2 separate regions of the Homo sapiens genome follow, and region 1 is linked to region 2. A link is a loop called in an ENCODE intact Hi-C map of the cell type or tissue named here. Cell type or tissue: thyroid gland. All regions are shown on one strand. Links, peaks and the distances in the headings refer to the core of each region. The heading gives the core; the rest is flanking DNA. Region 1 overlaps SEMA4D (semaphorin 4D). Region 2 overlaps SEMA4D (semaphorin 4D).

The links. Hi-C counts contacts between places; a loop is a spot of excess contacts. Peaks named below come from ENCODE experiments on the same cell type or tissue, not always from the same donor. Only the 100,000 strongest peaks of a DNase experiment are listed, where the experiment ranks them.
Region 1: a loop joins it to region 2, with 2.6 times the contacts of the local background. A loop is called at or near these places in 3 of 110 quality-filtered maps.

What each region holds. Positions count from the first base shown.
Region 1 is chr9:89,375,532-89,391,205 of GRCh38, reverse strand. It overlaps SEMA4D (semaphorin 4D), which reads left to right. Exons shown (of 16, transcript NM_001371194.2): 10 at 2,159-2,334; 11 at 2,414-2,570; 12 at 3,598-3,820; 13 at 4,724-4,839; 14 at 9,860-10,032; 15 at 10,108-10,151; 16 at 11,577-13,971. The coding sequence ends at 12,502. Among named protein-coding and RNA genes, the nearest start is that of SECISBP2, 65 kb to the right of the region's middle. RefSeq lists enhancers at 1,622-1,791, 15,171-15,280. In thyroid gland, for the core only: no CTCF peak of the experiment used is centred there; DNase peaks (open chromatin) are centred at 2,738 and 4,195; H3K27ac peaks cover 1,828 bases.
Region 2 is chr9:89,431,691-89,444,967 of GRCh38, reverse strand. The region is part of intron 2 of SEMA4D (semaphorin 4D); the gene reads left to right. Among named protein-coding and RNA genes, the nearest start is that of SEMA4D, 60 kb to the left of the region's middle. RefSeq lists enhancers at 1,614-1,833, 1,691-2,266, 4,577-5,154, 7,573-8,354, 8,355-9,136 and 3 more. In thyroid gland, for the core only: no CTCF peak of the experiment used is centred there; DNase peaks (open chromatin) are centred at 3,840, 4,204 and 7,560; H3K27ac peaks cover 1,584 bases.

The DNA.
Region 1 (15,674 bases), core at 1-8,000, 53 kb after region 2:
TGATGGGTGGCTCCTGACCTTCGTCTCAAATGTCACTTTCCCTAGCACTTTATTCCCTTGGGCCTCAGATGCAGCTCTCAATGGATCTTATTTCTGGGGGTTGTGGGGACTGAGGGAGTGCTGGCCCCCATGTGTGACCCATTAGCCTCCTCTTCTCAGGAGGTTCTTTCTTTTAATGCACCCTCTTCAAACCTCTAGCTTATAAAAAGCAAGGCTTTGTGGAATGTATTCACCAGAGTCTGTTGGAATTTCACCATTTGGCTCTTAATCTACCTAAGAGTGAAACATTAACCGACAGCTTAAGATTAAGAAGAGAGAACCAATACAGAAGTTTGTCAAAACACAAATCTTTAAGTACATTAAAAGGGGAGGGTGCCTTTAAAATGACACACTGTAGGCACAGTGCTCAGCACAAGAGAATGGCCTATGGGCTTGATTACAGGAAATCTCAAGGTTGCTCAGTGGCAGTTTCCAGGAGGTGGATTGTCAGGCCTCAGGGGAGCTGGGGGAAACCACATGAAACACAGCCGCCATGTCCCTGGCCAGGAGCTCATCTCGGAGCAGGTAGCCATTCGTCTCTCATGGAAATTGGTAGATAGTTCTTGCGTGGCCCTTTCTCATGTAGTCATGACCATCAGGACATCAGAGAAGCAGGGTTCCTTTCATGCCTATGGCGCACAAAAGTGGGTGCCTTTGACACCGTTCCCTTAACAGCCCCTTGCATAAGGAAGAAGGTTGGGTGATGTGCACACCTGAGTATCCACCTGGTGCTTTGCTCCCTGCCCAGGCCTTCCGTAGCCAGGGCTCACTGACCAGATCCTCCAGCTGCCCCGCAGCCCCGCAGCCGTGGCTGCCATGCTCCTGTCTTGCAGACCAGGAAACCATCCTATCAACAGTATCAGTGTTGGGGGCAAGCCAGTGCCCCTTGAGATGGGGAGGGTGCTGCAGGGCCAGAGCTCCTGGCAGGCGTGCACAGTGCTCAGAATGCTGTCAGAGCAGCACTGGCCAGGGGACTCGAGCCCTCCCCTGCCATCGGGAAGCCAAGGATCAGACTTGCCTTGACCTTGACTTATTACCCAGCACTGAGGGTTTGCAGCAGGATCAGTGAGCAGATTCAGCGATGCACAGAGCAGCCACCTCCACCCCCGACAAGTTTCTACAAGTCTTAGGCACACTGCTGTCATCCCCTCTGATCCCTTTTTTTTCCCCATACTTGTTTGAACTCCTGGACTAGGGTGGTTTGAGCTTAGGCCCCACAGCTCCTGCCTACCACGCAGGCACACATGAACCCTTCACCTGCTGCCCGTGACCTGAAAGCCACATGAGACCCCTGACGAAAAATGTGCTAGAAATTATTCTTTGCTAAAACATCAAGGAGGAAAATGAAGTCCTTTTATCAAAAAGAGAATTTGGGCTCCTGTAATCACACAGCAGAGATGAAGGGGGAACATTTTCCCTGTGTCCAAAATAAGTAAGGCTGCTTCTATTTCATATTCTTCTGCACTCAGGTTTTGTGGTTTCAGTATTTCTCTCCAGACCACACACAGTCATGTGTAGTTTATAATTGTGTCTTGGTCATCGGATCCCTGAAAAGCGTTTATAAAGAACTTAGGTTCAAAGCACTTTAGCAGATACTTTGGGTAGAAAGGAAGTGAAGGATCTATTCCTTTAAAGGGAGGAAGGTTCACACATTTGCCCAAGACAGGCTGCAGGGCCGGTGGCTGTCCCCTGGAAGGAGGCTGCCGCCACTTGCCCCACCCAGAGCATGTTCATTGATGGGCCCTATGTCAGGAAAGTCACACAATGCCAGGGGCCTTGGCAGTTGGAAGTGTGTGAGCACGGCAGCACCTCTGCGGTTGCAGGACTGAATGCTGGGCACAGGCAGGCATGGACGATCAAATGAGCTTTCAGTGAGAGGGCTTTTGTCCGTTTTGTTTTGTGTGTTAACCCAGGAGCGTTCTGGGATCCAAGCTGGAACCTGGACGTGGTGCTGCGGGCCACTCACATAATTGCGGCATCTGTCTCCTGTTGCCCGAGCTTTGTTTCAGTCAGGCACAGCCGCGCTGTGCTGGGCCATGGAGGGGTGCACCTCTGACCTTAGTGCTTGCTCACAGGGGATCCACTCTCGGCCCACCACGTCTTCTTGTTGGGGTTTTAGGGGGACCAGGGCGGCCTGAGGACCTTGCAGAAGAAATGGACCTCCTTCCTGAAAGCCCGACTCATCTGCTCCCGGCCAGACAGCGGCTTGGTCTTCAATGTGCTGCGGGATGTCTTCGTGCTCAGGTCCCCGGGCCTGAAGGTGCCTGTGTTCTATGCACTCTTCACCCCACAGCTGTAAGTGCCCTGGGTGGAGTCCCCCTCCTTGCTCCCTTGATGCCGCCAGGTGGTCCCGTCACCTCTTTCCCCTCCCCAGGAACAACGTGGGGCTGTCGGCAGTGTGCGCCTACAACCTGTCCACAGCCGAGGAGGTCTTCTCCCACGGGAAGTACATGCAGAGCACCACAGTGGAGCAGTCCCACACCAAGTGGGTGCGCTATAATGGCCCGGTACCCAAGCCGCGGCCTGGAGCGGTGAGCTGGGGCACTGGGGGCGGGCCGTGCTTTCCCTTCAAGGCCCAGGGCATGGAATCCAGTACAGGCACTGGGGCCTGCTCATGGGCTGGGTACCTGGCCACGCCAAGGCTCTCTGCATTGGGACAGGGACGGCCGATGAGCACAGCTCATCCTTCTTCCCTTTTGCATGTTACGTAACAGCCATTGCTACACTATTGCACAAACAAGAAGGCTGGGGCAGCTGTTTTGCACAATTAACATTGCATAACAATTAGGTCTGTTTCATTTTCAGTTTCTTACAGAGAAACACATGATTCCTTGGCAAAGGCCTCTGCACTGTCCACTAGTCAACAGGAGTCACATTTTTTCCTCCTAAATATAGTGAACTTTATGTAGAAATTGGGAATTTCCAGGCCGATTCCTTCCCTCACATGGGGAAATGGGTGTGACAGGCATGTGCACAGCCCTCTGTGGGGCTGTGACCTACATGGGGTGTCCTGGCCCTCAGAGTTCACTGCAGCACCAGCTCCCTCCCAAGGGCAGCTGTCCCTGACACCATCATGGCTCCTTCTATGCATAGCTTCGTAAAATGTGTTCACTCATGGTCACAGATTTTGGTTTACACACATCAGGGAGCTAGAACAGGAAAAAAGAATCCCTCAGGCTCTTATGCTATTTTAAATTGTCCTGGTTTTAGCCATGTTTAGCATTCTTTTCATGAGAAAGCTGCAAATCAGTGTTCTGTTTTTTAATTTCAAAAGCTCAATAAGTGTTTTTCACTTACAAATAGATAAAAATTCCTTCCCTGAGTATGTATCGTGAATGCAATTCTGTCTTGCAGATGTGTTTTATAACTGTGTCCTCTGCTGGCTGGGGAGAGGCCACCTTTCCTCATAGTAAAGTTATTCACTGCTACCCTCATTTCAAGGCATGCATTGTGTGGTTTCCAGGTTTTGCAGCCCCCCCTGCGTTGGCTGCTTGTGTGGAAGCACCCGTTGCGTGGTGGGACACGAGCACGTTAACAGCGGGGATTTTCTCCCTGCAGTGCATCGACAGCGAGGCACGGGCCGCCAACTACACCAGCTCCTTGAATTTGCCAGACAAGACGCTGCAGTTCGTTAAAGACCACCCTTTGATGGATGACTCGGTAACCCCAATAGACAACAGGCCCAGGTTAATCAAGAAAGATGTGAACTACACCCAGATCGTGGTGGACCGGACCCAGGCCCTGGATGGGACTGTCTATGATGTCATGTTTGTCAGCACAGGTGGGTTCCGAGGGCTTGGCAGGCTTGACAGTGACAGCACATCTGTGTCCTCTGGTAGGAAAACTGGGAAATCCAATTATTCTTTCGTGAGTAGTTCCATTGCCTCCCTCGAGGTGACCTGGGAGGTTTGTGGGAGCGTAAGAAGATTTCTGAGAAGTCACCACACCAGGTGGCTTTCAGATCTGGGACCACCAGGCTACTGGAGGTACTTGTTAAAAATAAAAATGCAAGTCCTGGCCTGTGGCTGGGCTGGGCTGGGGCAGAGGAGTACTGGCCGCCGAGGAGTTGGGGCAGTGCCCACGCAGGGGGCAGGTGTGAGCCACCTGGGAGGAGGCGTCAGCCTGGCGTTTCCTGACTGCTGGCAGAGGACCACGTCCCTGCTTCCTGGCCGAGGAGCCAGGTTTTAGATGTGCCCTGGCATGTGGACTCTGAAATAAGCACTTCTGGAACAGGGACAGGGGCCAGGAGCCACGGTGGCTGGCAGCGCATTGTGGCCTGCCCTTGGAGCCTCCCAGCCAACCTCACATGCCCCCTGTCCTCACCGCCTGCCTAGGGCACTTACCAGTGACACCCCGAGGGCTGGTGGAGCATGGGAGCCCCCTCATGTGGCACTTAGCCTCAAGTGTAATGTCGACTGTTGGTGAGGATTCTTGGGGTCAACCATGGAACAGTTTATTTTCCTTGGAAAAAAACTGGAATAACCCATAACACTTGGGTTTCCAGTTGTCTGTTTTGCCAAAGCCTTTTCCTTTTTTTGTTTCTAATGCGAAATCATCATTGTTTTCTAAGTATCTGTGGAGGGAATGACTTGAGAGTGAAGAGTGTGAAGTTTGCCGCTGTGGTCACTGTCCTTGGTTTCTGTGTCTGGGTTAGTGTCACTGACCTGTAGCTTTGGCCCTGCAGACCGGGGAGCTCTGCACAAAGCCATCAGCCTCGAGCACGCTGTTCACATCATCGAGGAGACCCAGCTCTTCCAGGACTTTGAGCCAGTCCAGACCCTGCTGCTGTCTTCAAAGAAGGTAAAGTGACGCAGGCAGCTGGACCGGGGGCTTCTCCGCTCGGTGGCTTTGATTCTAGGTGACAGGAGAGTTGGCAAGCTGGAGTCGGGCTCCTGGGCAGGCCCCTCTGTCTGTCTGCCCTGGGTGAGCCAACCTTCAGAGTTTGACACAGAGCCATTCCGTGAGCTGTGGGATCTGAATTGGGGAAGGCAGGAAGGCAGACCTGGGGAGACGGGACTTTCTCTTCGAAGTTGCTGGAATGTCATTGAGTTGTTGGTGCAGCTTTACAGGCTGTGGAGAGGTGGGCACTGCTCCATGAAGACACCTTTTTATGCCCTGAGCTTGGGGGGTGTGCAGACTGCATCTGTGGGATATGATAGTGATACAGCTGACTCGTCACCGTGGAAAATCCACAAGAGAAGTGGTTCGTCTCATCTGTAAAGCTGTCTCCACCTGTGGCTGAGACTCTGGTCTGGCCTGCAATACTCCCAAGCAGCCCTTGGCAGGGGTGGGTGGGCGGGCATCCACGCTGGCCTTTAGGGGGCTGCCTCCCTGGCCCTGGCTCCTAACGGGACCTCCAACCACCTTGTGGGATCCAGGCCCAGTCAGTCCTCTCCTCCCTCAGCTGGGAGCAACAGGCAGAGGAAGAGGGCCCCTGTCTGGCCGGGTAAGATACCTACCCTTGGCAGGTGCGTATTTGCAAACACCCCTCCAGGTCTTCTGTCCTCTTCCCTCCCCTGTATCCACAAAGCTTGGGAGCCTGGGTCCTTTTACGTGGTCACCTCCCCTCTGCTAATGGAGAGTTCTCCCTCAGATCTGAAAGGAAAAGAGAATGAAATAGCCTGAGCAAGTTATAAGCCACTGGGTACTGGCATCTGTTCACCAGCCTCTCGGTCTCCAGGACACAAAGGGAGCCCTGGAGATTTGAAGGGTCGACGCTTTAGCCACTGTGGGGCCTCACCCCAGCCTCGTTGTTGAAAGAAGGGGACCCAGAAGCTCTTCTGGGGCCATCGTGCTGTTCAGTGGCCTCAGCCAGACTGGGCAGGCACCTACAACATCTCTAAAATGTGGACTTCTCATTAGAATGAAGATTGGGCCCCTGGTGTGGACATTCGTGAGAATGACACTCTGTTCCAAGGGTCACTTAGGGACCCAGGCTGGTGGAGGCTTCCAGGGCACATGGGCACTGATCCTCAAAGGCAGAAGGGGGTAGGAAGAGGAGGGCCGCACAGAGGGGGTTACGGGTCAGTGCCCACCCGCCATCTCCCAGAACTCGGTCACATGGCCACACCAGGGCAGCTGGCCACACAGGGAGCCTCGCGCCCAGGAGGAGGAGCCAGTGGGTTTGGGGAAGCGCTTGCTGGTCCTACTGGACCACCCGACCCGCCTGTCTCTGTAGGAGCCTCCATTCGTGGGGACGTGGCTTAGTTGCCTGGACAAGCGGAAATACATCCTGCCTGCCGTGGGGTCCTGTGCCTTCTCCTTGGGCCTCAGTAGGCTCCAGGTGGGGGTGGAAGGCCCAGCTCCATGGCCATGGCAGCAGGAAGTGGCTGTTCAGTGGTAAAAAGACTGTGCCGCCTGACCCCATCAGGCTCTCTCACGGTGATCAGCAAATGGAGAAACGGCCAGTACCACGCCCTCCCCCTGTCCTACAGCTGGGGAGGTGCGCTGTGCCTCCACCCTCACCTCCTCTCCCCTGATGACAAGCATGGGGTTTTGCTTTTTATTTTGGTAAATACACATCAGATGAAATTTGCCGTCTTAACCATTTTTCATTGTGCACGTCAGTGGCATTAAGAACATTCACGTTGTTTTGCAGCCATTACCACTGTCTGTCTGCAGGGTGCTTTTCATCTTCCCAAACAGAAGCTTTTTACCTGTGAAATACAAACTCTTCATTTTCCCCTCCTCCAGCCCTGGGCAGCCGCCATTCTGCTTTCTGTTTCTGTCTGGGTACCTCATATGAGTGGAATCACACAGTATTTATCCATTTGTAACTGGCTTATTTCACTTAACATAAAGTCCTCAAGGTTCCTCCCTGCTGTAGCAGGGGTCAGGGTTTTCCAAGGCTACATACTCCTCTGTCGTATGTGAATACCGCATTTTGTGAGTCCCGCATTTTGTGTGTGCGTTCATCCCTTGATGGACACGGTTGCTCCCACCTTCTGGCTTCTGTGAACAGTGCTGCTGTGAACGTGGGTGTGCAGATACCTCAAGTCCTTGCTTTCCATTCCTTGGGCGCACACAGCAGATGCGGTTTGCTCGGCCCTCTCTGAGCCCACCGAGTAGGCTGTGTCTGTATTTTCACCAGGACTCCTTGGGATGCTGAGCTACAGCTAGCGTGGCAGAGGGCAAGGAAGGCACTTAGACAGCTCAGTTGCCTCTGATCACGTCCACCGTCACTCCAACCTGCCCTCGGGGTCTGACGCGCACACACAGCAGCAGAGACAGAGATGGGAGCATGAGAGCTGCCTGCAAGGGGACAATCCTCAGGCCCAGGGAAGGCGGAGACAGGGGGCGTCGAGGGGCAGGAGTGCACAGGACAGGCTTGCTCTCAGCGGGCCTCACTCATGCTGCCAGGTGCCTGGTCAGGCTTTTTTTCTTTGCCTTTAAAAATTTTGTCTTGAAATAATTTTAAATTTACAGAAGAGTTTTGATGATTGCACAGAAGGATCTTGAGCGCCCCCACCTAGCTCCACATGTCCGATGTCTCACATAGCCAGTGTGCATTTATCTGAGCCAAGGTGCTGTCATGGTGCAGTGCGTTACCTGAACCCCAGACCCTGGACCCTCCTACCTCCCGCCCACCACATTCCTGGCTCAGCACCTCAGGTTGCACTGGACACTGCATCTCCTCGGCTTCTGCTCTGTTCCTGCCTCCCTGACCTCAGCACTCCTGGAGAGGAGTAGTCTGGTGTTTTGTGGTGTGTCTGGTGTATTCTTGTGATTATCTTGGGGTCGTGGTTTTAGGGGGAGCACCAAAGAGGGCGCTTTCTGGGGATGGGGCATCTGTATGACTCGCACCAGCGTGATGACCTTGGTCATTCTGTCCAAGTCACCACCGTCTTTTTCCATGTCGAGTGTGTCGGGGCATGTAGTCCACACTGGGGGTGGGGGAGAGTGAGCCCCACCTCCCAGGGGAGTCATGTGGGAAACCCCCACAGTCATTCATGCTTATTTGCAGGGACAGACTTGGAGGCTACAGAAATGCCCTGTTCTCCCACCCACTGACATCCACATCGACCAGTGGGTCCTGCCTGCAGCAGTTACAGCTGGCTGTCCTGACGACCAGTTCCTCCTTCCCTGTCCCCTCTTCCCTTCCACAGTCATCCCTTGGTCTCTGTGTGGCGTCGTTTAGTTTTTACAGCTTAGTTTCATTTGGGCTGCAGCCCAGCCCCATCCGGGAGAAGCGGAAGCTGGGGCTGAGTCTCCCGCAGGGTGCAGGAGGTGGTCTGGATCCCCTTGGGACAGGCCTTGCCCCCCAGAGCCCACCCCACCCTCCACAGCTACCCTCAAGCCTCTCTTTGGGGTGAGGAGTCAGGCGGGCCCCACTTGGCCACCCAGGGCACCCTGCTCTGCACTGCATGGTGTTCACGCCACCTCGCAGGTGCCCCCCGCGGGACCCAACAGGACCAGCTGTCCCTTGGAAGTTACCCAGCTTGGCTTTGCTGCCAGAGAATGTTTCCGCCACCTCCACAAGCCGCGCGATGCCCGAACTGTGATCTGGGATGTCATCCTCAATCCTTCCCACAAACGTGGCTCACACATGGCCTCATCTGCCCAGGTCTCTGCTGCTGCTGCTGCTGTGAGGCCAGCGGCGGGCCAGGTTCCCTCTGCTGTGTATTATCACAGTTTCCATCCTTGGGGGCTTTCCCTTTCTCTCGTGGGTCTGTGTCCGCACAGCTGGATGTGTGGCCTGGGGCTTCCTGTATTGGCATCAGGGCCTGTGATCTTCCAACCACACTCTGAAGTTGACTCCGAGCGTATCCTCTGAGGATGAAGGTCGTGTTTCATCTGACTGTAAACCACTAAGTCATGTGTAAATTTGGGAATCTTGTATTGTTAACCAAAAGGTGTCCCCAGGCTGTTGAGGCAGATGCCCTGGGCAGAGGCTAGAGAGCGCGCTCCACGGGCCACCTCCAGGTCTGTTGCACGCCCCCGAGCTTCAGGTGGGTGCACTGCATGTGGGGCACCCTCCTTCCAGCTGAGTTCCGTTCAAAAGCAGTCAGCAGCCCTGGATGCCTGTGTGCTGGGCACTGCTGGTGCCAGGTGGGCTGATGGGATGGACCTGAAGCTGGTGTCACTGGGAACCAAGTGTCCCAGAAGGTGGGAGAGTCTCACCTGCCCTCTGCTGTGGGTGTGGCTGCTCTGGAGCTCGGAGGTTGACTTCCCGTCTGTGAGCTCTTCCCTTTTACATATAGATAAGTGAAAAGCAAAAGGCATTGTTCCTTTTTTATGTTTTGTATCACGATCTCCTCATCCTTTGCATGTCGTCCGTTTGGCATCCCTGTTATGTTAGGCCTCTGCTGGATCCAGACCCTCACGAGAGGCTCCCCGCCCACAGGTGCTCACATTCTGGCTCGGGGGACGAGGTTGGGCTTCGAGGTGGTGTGCTTCAGCCTCTGGCTGCAGCCCCTTCTCACCTATAGTGAGGCCGGGAAGATGACCGGGAGTGCCAGGCTCATGCATCCTCTGCTGCAGGGAGGAGATCTGGAGGTGGGGACTGAACAGCCTCCCCACTGGCTAAGAGAAACACGTGCAGAGAAGCGCTTTGCTGGAGGGCAGGCACCTGTGGGTGCCCAGACAGGGGAGAGAGGGATTTGGACCTAAGGCCCAGTGAGCCCTGACATAGCACGTGGATTCTGCAGGAAGGTCACAGACCTGCCTTGTTTGCCTCTGGTTCTGAGTACCTCTCCTCCTTACTGCAATGTCCCCTGAAGGTACACTCTGGCTGCTTCCCACACACTGGTGCAGAAGCAGAGGCCATGCTCCTGGATGCCTGCTTGCCTGATGCTAGTTCTTCTCTGTCTCATACACGCAGGGCAACAGGTTTGTCTATGCTGGCTCTAACTCGGGCGTGGTCCAGGCCCCGCTGGCCTTCTGTGGGAAGCACGGCACCTGCGAGGACTGTGTGCTGGCGCGGGACCCCTACTGCGCCTGGAGCCCGCCCACAGCGACCTGCGTGGCTCTGCACCAGACCGAGAGCCCCAGCAGGTATGGGGCGGGATGCGCTGCCTGGGGATGTCCCCCATGTGTGTGGGTGAATAACACGTGCCGGTTGTTTTGCAGGGGTTTGATTCAGGAGATGAGCGGCGATGCTTCTGTGTGCCCGGGTGAGTGACTCCTCGACGTCCCATTTCCTTTGGGAGTGGCGAGGTCTTGTAGCCATTTCACGGTGCTTCAGTTCTGTGGCATTTGTGTGTGTTTTGTTTTTCTTTCTCCACTCGGAACAGAGGTCAAGTGTTCTGTAGCAGACTCGTGGTCTTCTCTGTCTTTTTTTCTTGCCGAAAGAGTACTTGAAGCCACTTAGAGTGTATCTGCTTACTGGGAAGCAGTCTCCTTCCAAAACCATCCTGTTTTCTTTCTGCTTAGCTTGGGGCTCATTAAGCAAAACCTAAGCCTGTTATAAATGGGGAGAAAGGAGCCCATGAGTGATTAATCCTCAGGCAGTGTAAGGGCTGGGGTGGTGTTTCCCCTGGGGCTCCCACCTGGGATTCACCCGCCTGTGGATGTCTGAAATAGCACCACACCCAGAGGGAGGGGTGGCATCAGGCCAGATGCCCCTTCCCCAGCAGCCACCTTCCAGGGTGCTAAAGGCAGACTTGACCCTCAGTTCTGTGTCTTCCTGACCCTGACAAGACAGCTGTCATCAGACTAAGAAAGGTTTAGGCAGCTGGGCATGGTGGTACACGCCTGTAGTCCCAGCTACTAGGGAGGCTGAGGCAGGAGGATTGCTTGTGCCCAGGGGTTCAAGGCTCAGTGAGCTTATCATGCCACTGCACTCCAGCCTGGGGTGACAAAGTGAGACCCAGACTCTAAAAAGAAAACAAAAGCTGGCCGGGCACAGTGGCTCATGCCTGTAATCCCAGCATTTTGGGAGTCTGAGGCAAGAGGATCACTTGAGCTCAGGAGTTCGAGACTACCCTGGGCAACGTGGTGAGACCCTGTCTCTACAAAAAATACAAAAATTAGCCAGGCCTGGAGGTGGTCACCTGTAGTCCCAGCTACTCTGGAGACTGAGGTGGGAAGATCCCTTGAGCTGGGGGGGTTGAAGCTGCAGTGAGCTGTGATTGCACCACTGCACTCCAGCCTGGGCAACAGAGCCAGACCCTGTTTCAAAAAAAAGAAAAAAAAGAAAAGTTTAGGCAGGAGGAGAGTGCTGAGATGCACTGAAAGGCCAGTCTTCCTTGCAGCCATTAGCAGAAGCGTCTCGTGTCTGATTCAAAGAGCTGACACTAGGCACAGAACTGGCCTCTGCTCAGCTTCCCCAGCCTGACGCGTTTTCTTCTGGGACACGGGTGAGAAATGGGATTTCTGCTGCTCAGAGCTGCCTCCAATTTCTTTGTCCCCATGGGCTGTCATCCAGGGCTCATCTTTGCTTTTTGGTCACGCATGTCTTTATCTCCTTAGTTGTTCTGGAAGATTCCATGTTGCTACAGTGGGTGAAACTCTTGCGTCATCTTGTGGGTATTTTAAAGAAGTTGTTAAATAGCAAATGGGGATTGTTGACGCTGTGCACGTTTATTTTGATGTTCCAGATAAAAGTAAAGGAAGTTACCGGCAGCATTTTTTCAAGCACGGTGGCACAGCGGAACTGAAATGCTCCCAAAAATCCAACCTGGCCCGGGTCTTTTGGAAGTTCCAGAATGGCGTGTTGAAGGCCGAGAGCCCCAAGTACGGTCTTATGGGCAGAAAAAACTTGCTCATCTTCAACTTGTCAGAAGGAGACAGTGGGGTGTACCAGTGCCTGTCAGAGGAGAGGGTTAAGAACAAAACGGTCTTCCAAGTGGTCGCCAAGCACGTCCTGGAAGTGAAGGTGGTTCCAAAGCCCGTAGTGGCCCCCACCTTGTCAGTTGTTCAGACAGAAGGTAGTAGGATTGCCACCAAAGTGTTGGTGGCATCCACCCAAGGGTCTTCTCCCCCAACCCCAGCCGTGCAGGCCACCTCCTCCGGGGCCATCACCCTTCCTCCCAAGCCTGCGCCCACCGGCACATCCTGCGAACCAAAGATCGTCATCAACACGGTCCCCCAGCTCCACTCGGAGAAAACCATGTATCTTAAGTCCAGCGACAACCGCCTCCTCATGTCCCTCTTCCTCTTCTTCTTTGTTCTCTTCCTCTGCCTCTTTTTCTACAACTGCTATAAGGGATACCTGCCCAGACAGTGCTTGAAATTCCGCTCGGCCCTACTAATTGGGAAGAAGAAGCCCAAGTCAGATTTCTGTGACCGTGAGCAGAGCCTGAAGGAGACGTTAGTAGAGCCAGGGAGCTTCTCCCAGCAGAATGGGGAGCACCCCAAGCCAGCCCTGGACACCGGCTATGAGACCGAGCAAGACACCATCACCAGCAAAGTCCCCACGGATAGGGAGGACTCACAGAGGATCGACGACCTTTCTGCCAGGGACAAGCCCTTTGACGTCAAGTGTGAGCTGAAGTTCGCTGACTCAGACGCAGATGGAGACTGAGGCCGGCTGTGCATCCCCGCTGGTGCCTCGGCTGCGACGTGTCCAGGCGTGGAGAGTTTTGTGTTTCTCCTGTTCAGTATCCGAGTCTCGTGCAGTGCTGCGTAGGTTAGCCCGCATCGTGCAGACAACCTCAGTCCTCTTGTCTATTTTCTCTTGGGTTGAGCCTGTGACTTGGTTTCTCTTTGTCCTTTTGGAAAAATGACAAGCATTGCATCCCAGTCTTGTGTTCCGAAGTCAGTCGGAGTACTTGAAGAAGGCCCACGGGCGGCACGGAGTTCCTGAGCCCTTTCTGTAGTGGGGGAAAGGTGGCTGGACCTCTGTTGGCTGAGAAGAGCATCCCTTCAGCTTCCCCTCCCCGTAGCAGCCACTAAAAGATTATTTAATTCCAGATTGGAAATGACATTTTAGTTTATCAGATTGGTAACTTATCGCCTGTTGTCCAGATTGGCACGAACCTTTTCTTCCACTTAATTATTTTTTTAGGATTTTGCTTTGATTGTGTTTATGTCATGGGTCATTTTTTTTTAGTTACAGAAGCAGTTGTGTTAATATTTAGAAGAAGATGTATATCTTCCAGATTTTGTTATATATTTGGCATAAAATACGGCTTACGTTGCTTAAGATTCTCAGGGATAAACTTCCTTTTGCTAAATGCATTCTTTCTGCTTTTAGAAATGTAGACATAAACACTCCCCGGAGCCCACTCACCTTTTTTCTTTTTCTTTTTTTTTTTTTAACTTTATTCCTTGAGGGAAGCATTGTTTTTGGAGAGATTTTCTTTCTGTACTTCGTTTTACTTTTCTTTTTTTTTAACTTTTACTCTCTCGAAGAAGAGGACCTTCCCACATCCACGAGGTGGGTTTTGAGCAAGGGAAGGTAGCCTGGATGAGCTGAGTGGAGCCAGGCTGGCCCAGAGCTGAGATGGGAGTGCGGTACAATCTGGAGCCCACAGCTGTCGGTCAGAACCTCCTGTGAGACAGATGGAACCTTCACAAGGGCGCCTTTGGTTCTCTGAACATCTCCTTTCTCTTCTTGCTTCAATTGCTTACCCACTGCCTGCCCAGACTTTCTATCCAGCCTCACTGAGCTGCCCACTACTGGAAGGGAACTGGGCCTCGGTGGCCGGGGCCGCGAGCTGTGACCACAGCACCCTCAAGCATACGGCGCTGTTCCTGCCACTGTCCTGAAGATGTGAATGGGTGGTACGATTTCAACACTGGTTAATTTCACACTCCATCTCCCCGCTTTGTAAATACCCATCGGGAAGAGACTTTTTTTCCATGGTGAAGAGCAATAAACTCTGGATGTTTGTGCGCGTGTGTGGACAGTCTTATCTTCCAGCATGATAGGATTTGACCATTTTGGTGTAAACATTTGTGTTTTATAAGATTTACCTTGTTTTTATTTTTCTACTTTGAATTGTATACATTTGGAAAGTACCCAAATAAATGAGAAGCTTCTATCCTTGATTTGGGGAAGACATTCCTTAGCGGAGGCTGTGCAGCCTCCCGCCCCTGCATGGCCCAGGCGGGACAGCTGGGCTCGCTCTTTTCTGTCCGTTTCCTGCTGTGTTTTGCCCTCTCTGGCCTGTGACGTGCTCCTGGCGACTTCTTCCTCAGTGCCCTCTCTTTTCTGTCCTCTCTGTCTCACAGCCTCGTCTCCTAAGCCCCTCCCTCCTCCTGGCTCCTCTTCCCTGTCCTGTCTGGGCCATGTGGGGGACAGGAGGCTTTCCTCTCCCTGGACCCCCTGGCCAGCCTCGGGTGCGGGGCCCGACAGCAGCTCGAGGGTCTCCTTGCTGCCGCCCTTCCTGAGTGACCAGGCACAGCACGTGCACGCCCTGGGGAACTTCTACCTCTTCTGCCAGGCCACAGGTGAGTTGGGCCCTCTCTGTCCCCTGTGCCCTGTCCATCTGTCTCCTCCCACAGGTGGGGGGCGGGCGGGGGCATCCTCCACATCCCTCCACATGTTCCTTTACCTTCCTTATCTGTCCTGGCTGCGTCCCTCGGGTTGAGCCGTTTCACGCTTTCATTGTGGGTCCATCCCGAGGGAAACTGTAGACAGTGTGAAGCCACTTCTAGTGTACAGGGGTCAACCAGTGTTTTCTGTAAAGGGCTAGATATTTAGGCCTTGTGGGCTGCAGGCTGTGTCACAGCCACTAAGCTCTGCTGTTGTATTGTAAAACCAGCCATAGTCAATACACAACGAGTGGTCAGGGCTGTGTGCCAGTAAAACTTTATTTATAAAAATGCACGGTGGGCCAGATTTGCCCCAAAGGCCCCAGTTTCCCAACCTGTGGTATATAGGATTGCTTCTCCCTTAAAAAAAAAAAAAATTTCAAGAGACAGGGTCTCCCTCTGTCACCAAGGCTGGAGTGCAGTGACACAATCATAGCTCACTGCAGCCCCTGCCTCCTGGGCTTAAGCCATCCTCCTGCCTCAGCCTCCAGAGCCAGAGTGCTTCTATTTCTGCTAACAATTTGGAGGTTGATATACGTGGTATTTGGAAATTTTAAAAAATTAAGAGCTTCCAGAATGGGAGTTGTTTTAATGACTTGCTTCGTGGTATTTAAAAGCGGAAAAGATTGGCGGGCATAATCCCCCTGCTTTGGGAGGCCAAGGCAGGAGGATTGCTTGAAGCCAGGAGTTTCACAGCAGCTTGAGCAACATAGCGAGACCTGATCTCTACCCAAAAATGTGAAAAAAACTAACCAGGCTTGGTGGCACGTGCCTTGAGGATTGTTTGAGCCCAGGAGTTTGAGGTTACAGTAAGGTATGATGGTGCCACTGCACTCCAGCCTAGATCACAGAACAAGACCCTGTCTCAAAAATCATCATCATTATAAAAACAGAAAAGATTGAGAGTCTAGTGTACTCCTCTGGGACCTGGAGGCATTTGCCCTGGATTGGAAAATACTCGGATGGGATATCTGCTCTTGAAAGATAGTAGATGTCCAGAACCACACTTCAAAGATGTATCCTGTGCTTCAGGCAGTGCGTGGTAGCCCTGGTGGCCCCTGTGTTGTCATCTGACTGATCAGTAGATACAGAAAGAAAGGAAGTGGCCTGTTAGAGCCTGCCCCGGGGGAGGGATGAAGTTAATGAAGAGGAAAAGCAAACCCAATTGCTCTCTTTTTAAACATGTTAAACACACTGTCAGTAGCTCCTGAGAGTTT
Region 2 (13,277 bases), core at 587-8,586:
TTGTGACCCTGTTCTGTCGGGATGTTCAGCCCTCTTTTGCCAATCTGTAGGAGCTCTGGATTTGTTATAGATATTGATCTTCTTTCTTCTGCTTGGAAAACGTTTATTCCTAATTCTTTTCTTTGCCAGTTTCTTTTATTAATGTATCATTTGCTGTCCAGATTAACTCATTTTATGGTCGAATATGTCTCTTTTCTCTTAGGGCTCGTGGGTACCAGCGTTTGTTAAGAAGATTACATGGGTTGTCTGAGGATTTTCTGGCAGGAGTTTTCTTGTTTTGTGTGTTTGAATTAAACTCTTGAACGTGTCTAGAATGCTTTTAACATGAAATAATATGCTTGGGGTGGGGGAGGGCAATTTTGTTTCCTTCCAGTGTGCCAGCACTAATTAGTCAATAATCCGTCCTTTGACCAATGAATTGAATGACAGCTCTGTGGTCTGTTAGGGTCTCATGTAAACTGGGTTCCGTCTGGGGATCCTCCATCCCACTCGCTGGCCTGCTTGTCTCTTCACGTGCCCACATCCCGTCAGTAGCGGCTGCAGAGCAAGTGCTGATAGCTGGGAGGAGTCCCCTCATGTGCTGTGTGTGTGATGACGTGCTTTGTGAGCCGTGATGGCAGGAGTGCTCCTGTGTATGCCTGTATGTGTTTGCCTGTGTTTCTCCTTATGACTCCTGGGCAGAGCATGATAAGGGTGGGTACACTGTAGCTGTGCTAGAGGGGCAGCCAGGGAGGAGGCCATGGAGGTGGGGAGGGAGGCCAAGGTGAAGCAGGAAAACAGAGACCACCAGGTGGACGCAGAATTATGTCTATGGTAGGTAGGTATAATTTCTAAAAGGCAAGGTGTCTAGGACAATAAATGTAAAGCAGGTTTATTATGGGGGGAGCAGTGAAAAGAGAACCCTTCGTGTCAGGGACCCACCCACTGCTTGGATTTCCTTTGGGCATGAGTGCCCTGACTCTGCCCGTGGTGGGAGGATGCATGGGCATGCAGTGGGGTGACCGTGTCACTGCAGCTTAGGTGCCTGTGCCTGGCCCAGGGCTGCCTGACTCTGGGCCCCTGAGGATGCCCATGCCCAGGCACCTCTGGCAGCTGGCACCTCGCAGTCTCCAAATGCTCTCTGTGCCCCATCTTCTGTGGCACTGCTTTAGCAGGGCAGGCCACACCTATGCAGGGAGCCCAGGAGGTCAGGGCCTGCAGTTACCCACTGGTGACCCCAGCCCCACCCATGCTGTGGAGGGAGGGTAGAGAGTTTCAGGTGCCAGCCCATACAGGACTCACAGCCAGGACAGGAGGCAGCCAGGTCCTGGCCACCAGCTCGGAGGCAGGCATGGGGTGGGGTGCAGCTGAGCGCTGCAGGGCCAGGGCCGTCCGCCACCCGCCTACCCCAGGCAGATCCTCCTCTGGCGGCTGCTGCTGGCCGGACCTGCTTCCCGGGTGGCTATTATGGGCGGGTGGAGTCCACGCTGTGCTTTACTGGGAGGGCTCATTTTCTGTCAGACAGCTGAAGGCTCCACTCTGCAGGGACAACAGGACCGTGGTACACCCGCTTCGAGGTCAGTGAGAAGGTGGACAGGGCAGCCAGGCCCCGTGGGAAGGTGGCTGGAGACTGGGCCCATGGGCATCCTGGTGGCCCTGTTTAAGCTCCTTGTTCAGCCCACATATGGCTTGTGGCTGGAGTGTGTGTCCAGTTGAGCACTGGCATCCGTTCTTCTCCAGAGCACCTCGCGACCCGGCCTCTGTCCAGGGGGGTAGTGTGGGTGGTCATAATCCCGCCACTGACAGGGAAGTCTCACTCTTGAAGCTGTGGAGAAGTCCCTAGGGGACCTGATGGGGCTGGGCTCTGGACTGTGAGTCACCTCCTGGGGAGAAGAGCCGCCTTCCTCCTGGGAGGCTTCAGTCCCAGGTCAGGCAGAGGCTGTGCAGGCATGCTGTAGGGGTGCAGGGGGCCCTCCTGCTGCTGAGCACGGTCCTGGTGGGCATCCGAGGTTGCTCTAGCCCCAGTGAAGGCCCTTAAAAGTCTCACAGGCTGTGTGATGACAGGCTTGTCCCAGCCCAGGCCCGGGGCCCAGGTTTGCAGACGACACCGGCACATGCGTGAACCAGGGTCCCCAGCATTGACTCACATCTGCCCGGGTCTGGTGTTTCCTCGCTGGGAAATGGTGAGAAGGATGGGGAGGGCTGCAGCCATGCCAGACACTGTCTGGTGCTGATCCCTCTCTGGGACGGATGCAGTTATGAACCCCAGGAACCCTCCCCTCCCCTTGCATGTATCCTGACAGCTCAGGGTGAGTGGGTCTGATTCTTTGCTAGCTGTTGGGGCCTGTGGAAGTGAAACTCATTGTCTTTTCCATTTTTACCTTGAACTCTGTGTTTCTAGCAAGTAGAGGAAGAGGACCCCGGCCAGGCAGATGGTTTATTTTTATGCATGGTTTCAGATGGCGCCCACCCCTCCTCCCCTCCTTGCTGCTGACCATCTCACTCTTTTGACATGTTGCTGCTGCTGCATGGTTTTCTTACAATTTTTTCTATTCCACTGCATTTTAACTAATGAGGTCCGTATTCTTCCTGCAAAGCTGCCATGTTTAACAGAGGACTCTTGGAGCCTGGCAAGCTTGGAAAGAGCAGGTAGCTCCCTCCTCTTCTGACAGGCGGGCCAGTGGGGCTGGAGTGGGGGGCTCCAGCAGCCCCTACCACCCTCGTGGCAGCCGTGGTGCCCAGAGCCGACCCACTGAGCCCCTCCCAGTGCTTTGGCCAGTGACCTTGACCTGGGCCGTACGGCGCAGCAAACCATGTCTCTGGCCTGAAGATGTGTCCTGGGCCAGGGGAAAAGGGAAGGAAACAGCCCCAGCTCACTGGGTGCTGATGATGGGGAGGGGTGATCAGGAACATGCTGAACTCACCAGCCTGGCCATTGCTGGTCTACACATCCATGAACTGTGCAAGATTTCAGGCACGTTAAATAACAGAGCCTTACAGTCCAATGGGGAAGAGAAATGTGTAAACACAGCCATGGGGATGGGTGCCTGGTGAGGGACTGTCAAACATGGGCGTGGCCATGAGCCCCTCTTGCCAGCCTCTAGCCCTCTGTCCACACGGTGGGGCCTGGAGTTGCTGGACTTCCCTTTCACTTAGATCAGAAGCTGAAGTTTAACAGTGTGGGCTGGGATGGGAGTGTGGGAGGGGGGTTAGGGCCCAGGCAGGAAAGCTGGACGCAGAGTGGTTAGACAGGTATTGGGGCTGAAATGACAAAGAGGGTACTGAGGACACCCAGGGACAAAGCAGCCACAGCCTCCAGGCAGGTCCCAGGAGCCCTGAGGAGGAGCCATGGGGTGGTGGGGAATTGGTCCCCTCCCTGCCTGCTGCTTCCAGGCTGCCCTCACTTCCTTCCCATGGTCTGGGGCATTCTGATCCTGACACAGTGATGTGGGGGTGGCCCATGATGTGGGAATGGGGGCCTGGCCGGTACCGACATCTCCAGCCAGAGCTCAGGGTTGCCTCTGCCATCATCACCTCGGCCACATCCCCTTTCCTTCTGATCCCAGACACATTGGGCTCTGTCTTGCCTGCTGTTCTGTCTGCCTGGAAAGCTAATGTTGTTGGTGCCAAATTCCTGAAGAGTCCTCCCTGATGGCCCGTCCACCACGCGAAGCTGTGGAAATTGCCCGCTGCTGGGAGGAACAGTGCCGCCCGGCCGAGTCCTGCGCGTGTGTGGAAGCGGAGGCCAAGGGTTGGTATTCGTAAGGTCTGGGAGTTTGGTTTAAGGCAGATCTTTCAATGTGGGTGGCTGGTCTGATTTGGACTGGGACATGTTTACAATGTGTAATAAGACTTTAAGATCAGTGGACGCAGCAGAGGGCGTGAAGCCAGCCTGATGGTGGTTTGCTGAGGGAGCAGCTTGCCCAGGAGAGTGGCTTGTTGTTCTTAGAAGGACTCCCTGGGTGAGCAGGTCAAACAACTTTCAGGAGCTCTGATCAGTCAAGTTGCATGCTGTTTTGCCCTCTTGGGTGGAAATTTGCTGCAGTAGTCCAGTTAAAGTGTACTTGTGCATTTCTGACACCTCACCCTTCAGGTCCAACTTAGCCTCCTCACCAGGCCAGCTTGTCTCCTGTAGTTCTCTTGGCACCCTGTGTGTTCCTACTCAGGACTTGTCACAGTGTGTCATCACACACACGCAAGCACATGCTGTGGGACATTGATGTCTTGCCCACTGGAAGGGTTCCGTAGGGTGGAGTCAGCCCCACTTTGCTCTGCTGGCACTTAGCACGGCATGTGGCACGTAGCAAGTAGTTAGGAAATGTTTGCAGAGGAACATGAATAAGTCTTGCACGAGGTGCCGGGGAGCTCAGAGGAGGAAGCAGCCTCCTTTTTTTCCAGGAGACCAGGGGACGCTTTACCCAGAAGGGCCCTGCTGCTGTGGAGGGTGCAGCCTCCTTGGGGGCTGAGTGTGGAGGGCAAGCGGAGGGTAGGGCTCAGGGGCCAGGGTGATGGGTGCGGGTGGGAGGTGGATCAGACAGCATTGTGAGGGTAAAGGGTTGGGATTTTAAGCAAAAGGCAGCAAAGAGCTGTTGAAGGCTTTTTGGCAGAGGCATGTCAAGACCAGATTTGGAGTTTCGAGATACTCATGTAGCTATACCATGGGGGTGGGTGAAAGCGTGGGTGGGAGAAGGCACAGGGGCTGGAGAGGAATGGGAGGGAAGGCGTTGTGGTCACTGCTTCCTGGCAGGGGCGGGGAGGGAGCCTCAACTGGGTCTGTGGGGCAGAGGAGCCAGCACCACTCCAGGGCTCGTCCCGGGTGGGTGTGGATGGAGATGCCACAGCCTGCGTGGCTCCCAGGGTGAGGGTCAGGCTCACAGGGAGGACACCAGGCCTCTTATCGTGGCTCCATTCTCTGTGGACTGCCCTTGGTGGGACTAAGAGCAGGCAGGTCTCCATGTGTCCTGGACACGGCTCCTGACCCAGCACGTGTGTCCACTTTTGGGCTGTGGTGAGGGTGATTGAGGGGCAGTGTGCCAATGTAGAATGACTATATGGCATGTTTGTGGGCTAAAGTAAGTGAATGCTTAAATTGACACTAAGATGCGGTGAGCTTGATCGTGGGTCGGCCGGTTTCCATTCAGCTAAAATTCGTGAAGTGGGGGCATCACTGACTTTTTTTGTAAAGAGAAAATAACCTGTAAATAGGCTTTTAAAAATAGACACTTACTCTTGCTTTTTTTGTAAATCAGATTGACCTGTCAGTGCACTCTGGGGTCCGGCCAGCTGCGATGATCTTTAGACCAGTCAGCCGCCGGCTGAGCTGACACCTTTTAGATGGAAATGGAATAAATGCTGCACCACATTGTTCGTGTGGGTGGTGAATGCAGGTGTTTGAAACCATTAGCTTCTTTGCATAATTAAAAACCTTAATTTTTTGTGAAATCTTTAATCATAGAAGAAATGCTTCTTTCCAGTTTGAGTGTTTCTCTTAATATTACCATTGCTTTAAGACAATTACCTTCAGGGCTCATTACTTTCCTGGACAGTTTACAGGCCAGAGTGGTCTCCACTCAGCCACTAGATCTTAGAGGATTCTAAGAAACCCTATTCGTTAAGCCAGGTAACTCATATATTCTGAATCTATAAACATGTCTGAAAATTGTGAAACATACTGTAGAGTTTATAGAAGTTCTTAAAATACATACATTGTGCCGGGTACGGTGGCTCATGCCTGTAATCCCAGCACTTTGGGAAGCCAAGGTGGGCGGATCATGAGGTTAGGAGTTTGAGACCAGCCTGGCCAACATGGTGGAAACATGTCTCTAATAAAAATACAAAAATTAGCCGGGCGTAGTGGTGGGTGCCTGTAATCCCAGCTACTCAGGAGGCGGAGGCAGGAGGATCGCTGGAATCCGGGAGGCAGAGGTTGCAGTGAGCGGAGATCAAGCCATTGCATTCCAGCCTGGGCGATAGAGCGAGACTCCATGTTAAAAAAAAAAAAAAAAAAAAAAAAAAAAAAAAAAAGGCCCGGTGCGGTGGCTCACACCTATAATACCAGCACTTTGGGAGGCCGAGGCGGGTGGATCACGAGGTCAGGAGACTGAGACCATCCTGGCTAACACGGTGAAACCCCGTCTCTACTAAAAATACAAAAAATTAGCCGGGCGTGATGGTATGCGCCTGTAGTCCCAGCTACTCAGGAGACTGAGGCAGGAGAATGGCGTGAACCTGGGAGGCAGAGCTTGCAGTGAGCCGAGATTGCGCCACTGCATTCCAGCCTGGGCGACAGAGCGAGACTCCGTCTTAAAAAAAAAAGAAAAGAAAAAACATACATTGTATTTGATTCTAGTCAAAGAACATAAAGAATACTTCGATTTTTTGCCTCAAATATCCCTAACACTAGAAATGTTGTTTGTCTCAGGAACGACAGAATAAAGTGCTTCATAATGTGGGTTTGACTGGCATAGCTTTCAGCCCGTGATGTACTGGATTAATATTTTATCTAATTGCATGACCCCAGCTCTGTCGTGAGCAGGAGTTGCAGTCACCAGGCTCCCGCGGTGAATGTCGTCCTGCTCACCTTCTTGTTGCATTCTGTGATGCAGCCATCACGAGCTGCCATGGGAGGTGCTCCACCCTGAAAGCTCTCTCCAGGCCAGCCTGAGTGTGGCATCCACATGAGCACAAGTCCAGCACCAGCTGAGGCCCCCAGCCCTTCACTCTTCACCCTTCCTGGGTCTCCAGTTTCTCATCTCCAAACTTAAAACTTGCCTTCATGGCCACAAAAGGCTCCCAGGAGAGAAGCAGGGCGCTTGGCTTGAGTATTCTCTACAGTGCACCTTTGTTGCTTCCCTCTTCCCTCTTCCACACTCAGCCCCCAGGGAGGCTGCTCCCTCCACAGCATCTGGGTGCCCTACTGGGTAAAGTGTCCTCTGGTTCCTCTCTGCATCTTGCTGAGATGGCCCTGCCCTTCTATCCCTACCCCTGTAGGTTATTAGAAATCTTCCAGCGAGAAGGGCGCAGAGCCTGGTGCCAGATGGCACTGTGCATGTTAGCAGGTTGGATGGCTCATCCTTGGGACTGAGTTGCTCAATTTAAGGAATTTTAGACTTGGTATCTGGGTTCAAGCATGTCCCTGTCCTGGCTATGTCCCGAGCTGCGGACCAGGGCAGAGCACCACATCTTTTATACAGTGTCCCTGTCTTGTTCATCTCCGAGGCTCAGAGACCTCATTTGTGTGGCTGTCACCTGTGCCTGCTCAAGTCACGTTGCTACCTTCCTTTAGCACCTGGACACATCAGCCAGACCTCCCTCCCTGGGACCCCTTGACCAGAGGCAGCACCGGGAACCTGTGCCCCTTGCCGCTGGCACACATGGGCAGGTGCCCGTGTCACTGAGCCCAGTCATGCGCCAGGCCTGTGCCCTCCCCTCTCAGGGCGCACCGCAGCAGTGGGAGTGCCTGTCGCTGCCGCCTGCTAGGGTTGGTGCTGGGTGGGGGTGGGTGCAGAGGCTGGGATCTGGAGGCCACACCTGCAGTGTCAGAGACTCAGGGCGAGCTTCACACCTGCCCTGCTGCTTGTCCTGTGGTTGTTTGCTTATTCAAGACCAAGTGTGGGCGACCAAGATTGGGCAATACTCACTGCATCGCGCTTCCTTACAGGCTGAGGGCAGGTGCCTGCCGCTGTGGGAGGAAAACCTGGCCTGCAGAAAAATAAAAACTGCCAGAGCTGCACGAGCCACACTTCATTGCACTGTGCAATGCCCACTAGGATCAGGCCACTCATGGGGGTGGGCATGCTGGCCCGCAGAGCAGCCAGGGCCCTGCAGCCCCTAACAAAAGAGGCCACGTGCTTCCTGTTTTAGGGTCGTCTGCCCAGCTGGGAGCAGGCCATCTCGCTGCAGCACTGTCCAGCAGCTCTGTGCATGCTCACCTCCCAAGTTTGCCCTCATTGCTACCTCTTGACTGAGCTGTCTTCGTGATTCCTGAGTCCAAGGCTGGACATGAGAGCTCAGAGGGCCAGAGTGACTTGCCCAGGGCTACATCTGCTTCCTCGGGACTTCACCTCTAGCCCCATTGTCCCGTGGCCTTAGGCAGCTCACCCATCCTGCCATGGAGCCCCCAGATGACTGAAGTAGTGGCCAGGCCTGCAGGGTCCTCAGGCACCCAGGAGCTTGCCCTCGCCAGGCGACCTGCTGCTCCATGGGTGGACAATGGTGTGCATGGCTTGGGTGCTGGGCCGCAACCCCCCACACCCTCCTCTAAGGCAGCCTTTCTCCTCCTTCCTCAGCCTTGGGACTGGGCCCTGCCCCACGAGCCCCTGAATTAGCCCACACAGGAAAACAATCAGGCCCACATCGCTGAACAGCCCCGCTGTTTAAAAGGAAGAGAATGGGACAGGGTTGTTCCACAGCCTGCGGAGAAGGCTCACCACGGGACCTTGTCCCTGCGCTGAAGGGTGCCTTGTTGTGGCTGGAGCAGTCCTGGCCTGAGCCCCAACTAATAACAGAGCCCTTGAAACCCCTGCAGTCAGGACAGACGTCCCAGGCGAGCAGAGGCCCTGCGTGAGGATGGGGCGGCGGGGCCAGATGGTGTCCTGAGTATCCATCCTCCCTGGTGGCTGAGGACACGCTGACCAGCGTGGGGTCAGGAGCATGGCCCCTGGAAAGGTGAGGCCAGCTGGGCAGGGTCAGGGGCTTGGGTTTTCTTTGTCATTTGGTAAATGGTCTTGTGTTCCCATTTCTCACCCCTCACTGGGGTTGAGTGAGAATGAGCTGAGTAAGTGGGCTTCCTTCTAATGTGAGGGGACCAAATGACCAGCTGCCCTTCTGGACAACCAGAGGAAAAACACACTTGAGTGGACCTTACAGGCTTCACTCCAGAGCTTTGCACTTCTGTGCTTTGAAGACAACAGAAGTGCAGGATGTTGTCTGAGATGTCCGTCATTCTGTAGCTGGCCAGAGAGCAGCCAAGGCTGAGGCTGTGATTTGGGGGTGGGGGGCAGCGGGGGCGCTTCCTTGGCCTAGGCTATCCCTGCTTTCTCTTACTGGGCAGCCAATTCAGCATGCATTGGGATGCGGCACAGCAGATATGGACACTGGGCAGTGTTCATGCCCTTCCTTTATTTAAGTTTCATTTATCTCGAAGTTTCTCTGTTTTGCACAGCCTTTGTAAGGAAAGGCCGGACATGCAACCTGTGGGCGTGGCCCTGGGAGGGGTGCACCCAGACCAGGTTGTCCAGGAGCAGGCAGCAGGCTGGTCGGGGCCGGGTGGGGCGTAGGTGGAGCCTGTAGGACTTGCTCTGCATAAAGCCGTGGGTGTGGCTGATGTTCAGGATCTTTGCTGACACAGAGACCTGGGTGGCCTTGTTTGTCCCTGGGTTCTGTAAATCAAAGTACATGCCCGGCACTGTGTCTAGTATGGTCCAGGTGTGTGAAAGTCAGAGAGCCCTGGGAGTCTGCCATCTCTGTGAGTTGGGGAAAGGAGGAGGGGCCAGAAACAAACCAGAAACTCCACAGCTCTTGCTTAGGAGCCTAAAGGAAAGAAACAGGGCAAAGCAGCCAGAAGGCTGGGAACTGGAGGGCCAGTCCTCGGACTAGAATTTACATAGGAATGGGGGCTGTGAATGGGGATGCTTGTAATCCTTCCAGAATTGGGGTAAAATTTGCATCTGAATGGCTCATCAAGTCAAGATTCCCATGGAATGTACTGGTTTTCTGGTTATTTTCCAGGTCCTGTTAATGATCATTTGCATGTTTACTCAACCAGCATTCTTAAAATTAATATTACCTTATGACTGCCTTTATCATGACTCTCTTAGTGGGGATTTCTGTCCTCCACATGCCCTGGGGGATGTGCAGCCCCCGTGCACTCCCCGCCTTGGCCGGCCCCTTCCCCCATGCCCAGGTAGACTCTGAGCTCTTAGACCAGCAACTCAGCCCTCAGATGTGTTTGGTTGGGACTTCCCAGTATTAAAAATATATGGATTAATTATGTTGCAGCATTCAAAGGCTTCACCTAAAAATTCAGGTTTTTTTCTTTCAGGAGAAAAAAATCAAGAACTATTGCCCACACTAGGCCATGTTGTAGAAGGCTGGGAGGTGCAGTGGCCCCTTTAGACAGGGCCTGGCCCAGCTGCCCTGCCTCCCCTCTACATTCCCTGACAGGGCCCTGGAGACTTCACTCAAAGGTCCATGGCTGCACATGCCAGGGGTCTGCAGGAGGATGAATGATGCCCTAGTACCTTGGGGCATCCCTCATCCCTGGAACCTGTGAATGTTTCCTTACATGGTAAAGAGATTTTGCAGATAGGATTCACTTAAGAACCTTGAGATAGGAAAATTCTCCTGGATTTTCCAGGGTGATCCCTAAATGTAATCACAGAGTTTTCTTATGAGAGAGGCAGGAGGGCAGAGAGGAGAGAAGGTGCTACGCTGGTGGTGGAGGGAAGAAAAACTTTCACTCTACTCTCTTAGATGCTGTTTCTAGGGCCTGCGAATTAAACTGACGAAAGACAGTAACAGGAGAAAAGACAGACTAACATTTTTACATACATGAAGCTTCATGAAAGAAAGTGAAAACCCAAAGAAGCAATAGATTTGAGGGCCTGCATACCGTTTTGACAAAGGTCTCAGTGGAGATTGAGAAGGCGCCCAACGCCATTGTTCTGTCTTCCCTTCTAGAGGTTTCTAGGGTCCTGGCTGGCTCCTAGACCGAGACCCCTCCCTCCTCTACCTACACGCGTGCTGGATGGGGGCAGCATGCATCGTGGAGACAGGTGGATGGGCCTCACCTGGCTGGCAGCGGGTGACTGGGTAGACCTTGTCGCACATTACTGCTGCTCCGGGGCTGAGGTCTGGCTGGTCTTAAAACATGAACAGCTGGAGACAATGTGGTATGCGTGGTCCACGTCACTTGGCATTCCTGGTGTGCTCCATGTGTCACAGCATCTCTCCCCAGAGCGGGGCAGTCCGTGCATGCCAAGTGCTATGTGTGAGTCATGCACAGATTCCTGCCCACGTCTGCATGGGGGCTTCTGCAGCTCATCATAGCATCCATGTCACCCAGTCCAGAGGGGAGTGGTGGCGCTCTGGCTGGAGCTGCCCAGTGTGACCCACACTTAGTGCGGAGCTACTGGGGTATGCTGGTACCAGCATCCAGAGGCTTTGAGAGATACTGTCTGAGCCCCGGGACAATCTGCACCTAGGGCCATGCTCTTGTGTGTAATGGGACAGCAGAGGGCTTTGTGTCTCCCTGTTGCCCCCGGACCCTGTGACCCTCTGGACTTCTGCCCTGGGTGGTATCCACCCTGTACTTGGGCAGAACCTGATTGCTTCTATCAGAAGCCCATGCTCGGCTACATGCAGGGGTGGGAGGTCCCTCCCAGAGGGGGTTAAGCGAAATGCCAAGAGTTGGATGCATCTGACCTACTGTGCCTGTGCACAGTCCCTCTCTAGGACACATACCGTGGGCTCAGAAGGCCGTAGCATGTGGCACCAGCTGTCTTTACAGTCTGCAGTGGCTGCTGGTTGGACAGAGGTCATGGGAGCCCCTCTCTGCTGATTGGAGAGCCCTCCCTGCCGATTGGAGACCCCTCCCCACTATCAAGGACTCCGTCAGTGCTGACCATGCTGCAGTGGCCCACCGACCGCCTGGCCCCCCTGGAAGTGAGCAAGTCCCCTGGTGGCCCCACCCTCAGTCCGTCTGCTGCCGGCTGCTGTCTCTGCAGTTGCACTCATGGGGGACTCGTGGCAGCCTCAGGGGGTCACTGCTACATCCATGCCTCTATAGCAGGGGCATGCATACATCCGTGCTCCAGCCTGCTATAGACAGTGAGGTGAGAAGTCCCTGTGAAGAGCTGGCTTTTGCCCTGTGCCCAGGATGCACCAGCAGCACTTGGCAAGTCCTAGAGCCAGTTCTGCCACGTTCCCAACCATTGTGCACACCCGAAGACGCTCTTGTGTTCTCACTATGGTAACAGAGGTCCCCTTCAGGTTGTCCTTATAAAGGTGGGGTCACTTTGAGGACATGACTGGCTGCAGAAGAGATTTCTGGCCCTTGTGAATAGTGCTGTCGTGAATATGAGTGTACACGTCTCTTTGAGACTTCTTTGTGTACATACCCAGAGTGGAATCTCAGGAACACATGGTTATTCTAAAGTTTTAAGGGACCGTCATGATTCCCACAGTGGCTACACTGTATTGCATTCCCACAGCAAAGTGCAAGAGTTCCAGCTTCTCCACATCCTCACCAACACTTGTATTCCATTTTTGTTTGTTTGTTTTTTGCTTTTTTTTTGGTAGTGGCCACCCTGATTGGTGTGAGGCGGTTGGGAGGTTGTTTTTGCTTTTTAACCTCATTTTCATATGGGTATTAAGTATCATTTGCCTGCAGCACCAAATCTGTTTTTATCATTGAGGGCCTGCAAATCCCCACGGGGTGTGCCCCACTGCACTGGTGACCAGAGATAGAGACAGGGCACTCAGAGGAGGAAGAGCCATGCAGCCAGTGGTTTTATTGCTGCCCTTACGACAGAGTGCTGGAGGGCGCCCCTCACACTAGCCTCAGGCAGTTTTAGGACCTTACTGTGGCCGCCCTGATCATCCTGAATTTTCAGATCTCAGCTCCCAACTCCCCAGGGTCCTGTCCCCAGATCTCCAGGCTTAGTCAGGGTTACAGTTCCACTATCTAGTAAAAATGACCCAATCCATTCTGTGGTAGTACACTTATATAATACTACTTATATTAGTGGTTAACATTTATTGTGCCAAGCAGTGTTATAAATAATCCAAGTACCTTTTGTGGCCAACTCTGTCTTATGGATGGAAGCCAAGGGGCAGAGGGTTGAGTGGCCATTCCAGGGCTGCATAGCTGGTAAGGGTGGGCCCAGAGGGTGCAGCTGGGCCACCAGGCTCCTGTGCCATGTAAATATGCCTCTCCTGGGGGAACAGATGGACTGGTCAGGGCTTGTCATGGCAGAGCAGCACAGAAGGGAAGGTACACTGAGGTATGGACACAGAGAGATGAGGATAGCATAGATGAACCAGAGCTCGTATTGGGGCCTTGACTGTATGGATCCCAGTCTGGCCAAGGGAGGGGCTGGGAACGTGTCCTTGAGGAGGCGGGAATGTGCTCTGGGGGCTTTAGGGCCACCTTCTTTTTTGCTGAGGTGAAACCATCAAAAGAGAGAATCTTGCTGGGTACAGTGGCTCACACCTGTAATCACAGGGCTTTGGGAGGCCAAGGTGGGAGGATCACTTGAGCCTAGGAATTCAAAGCCAGCCTGGGCAACATAGCAAGA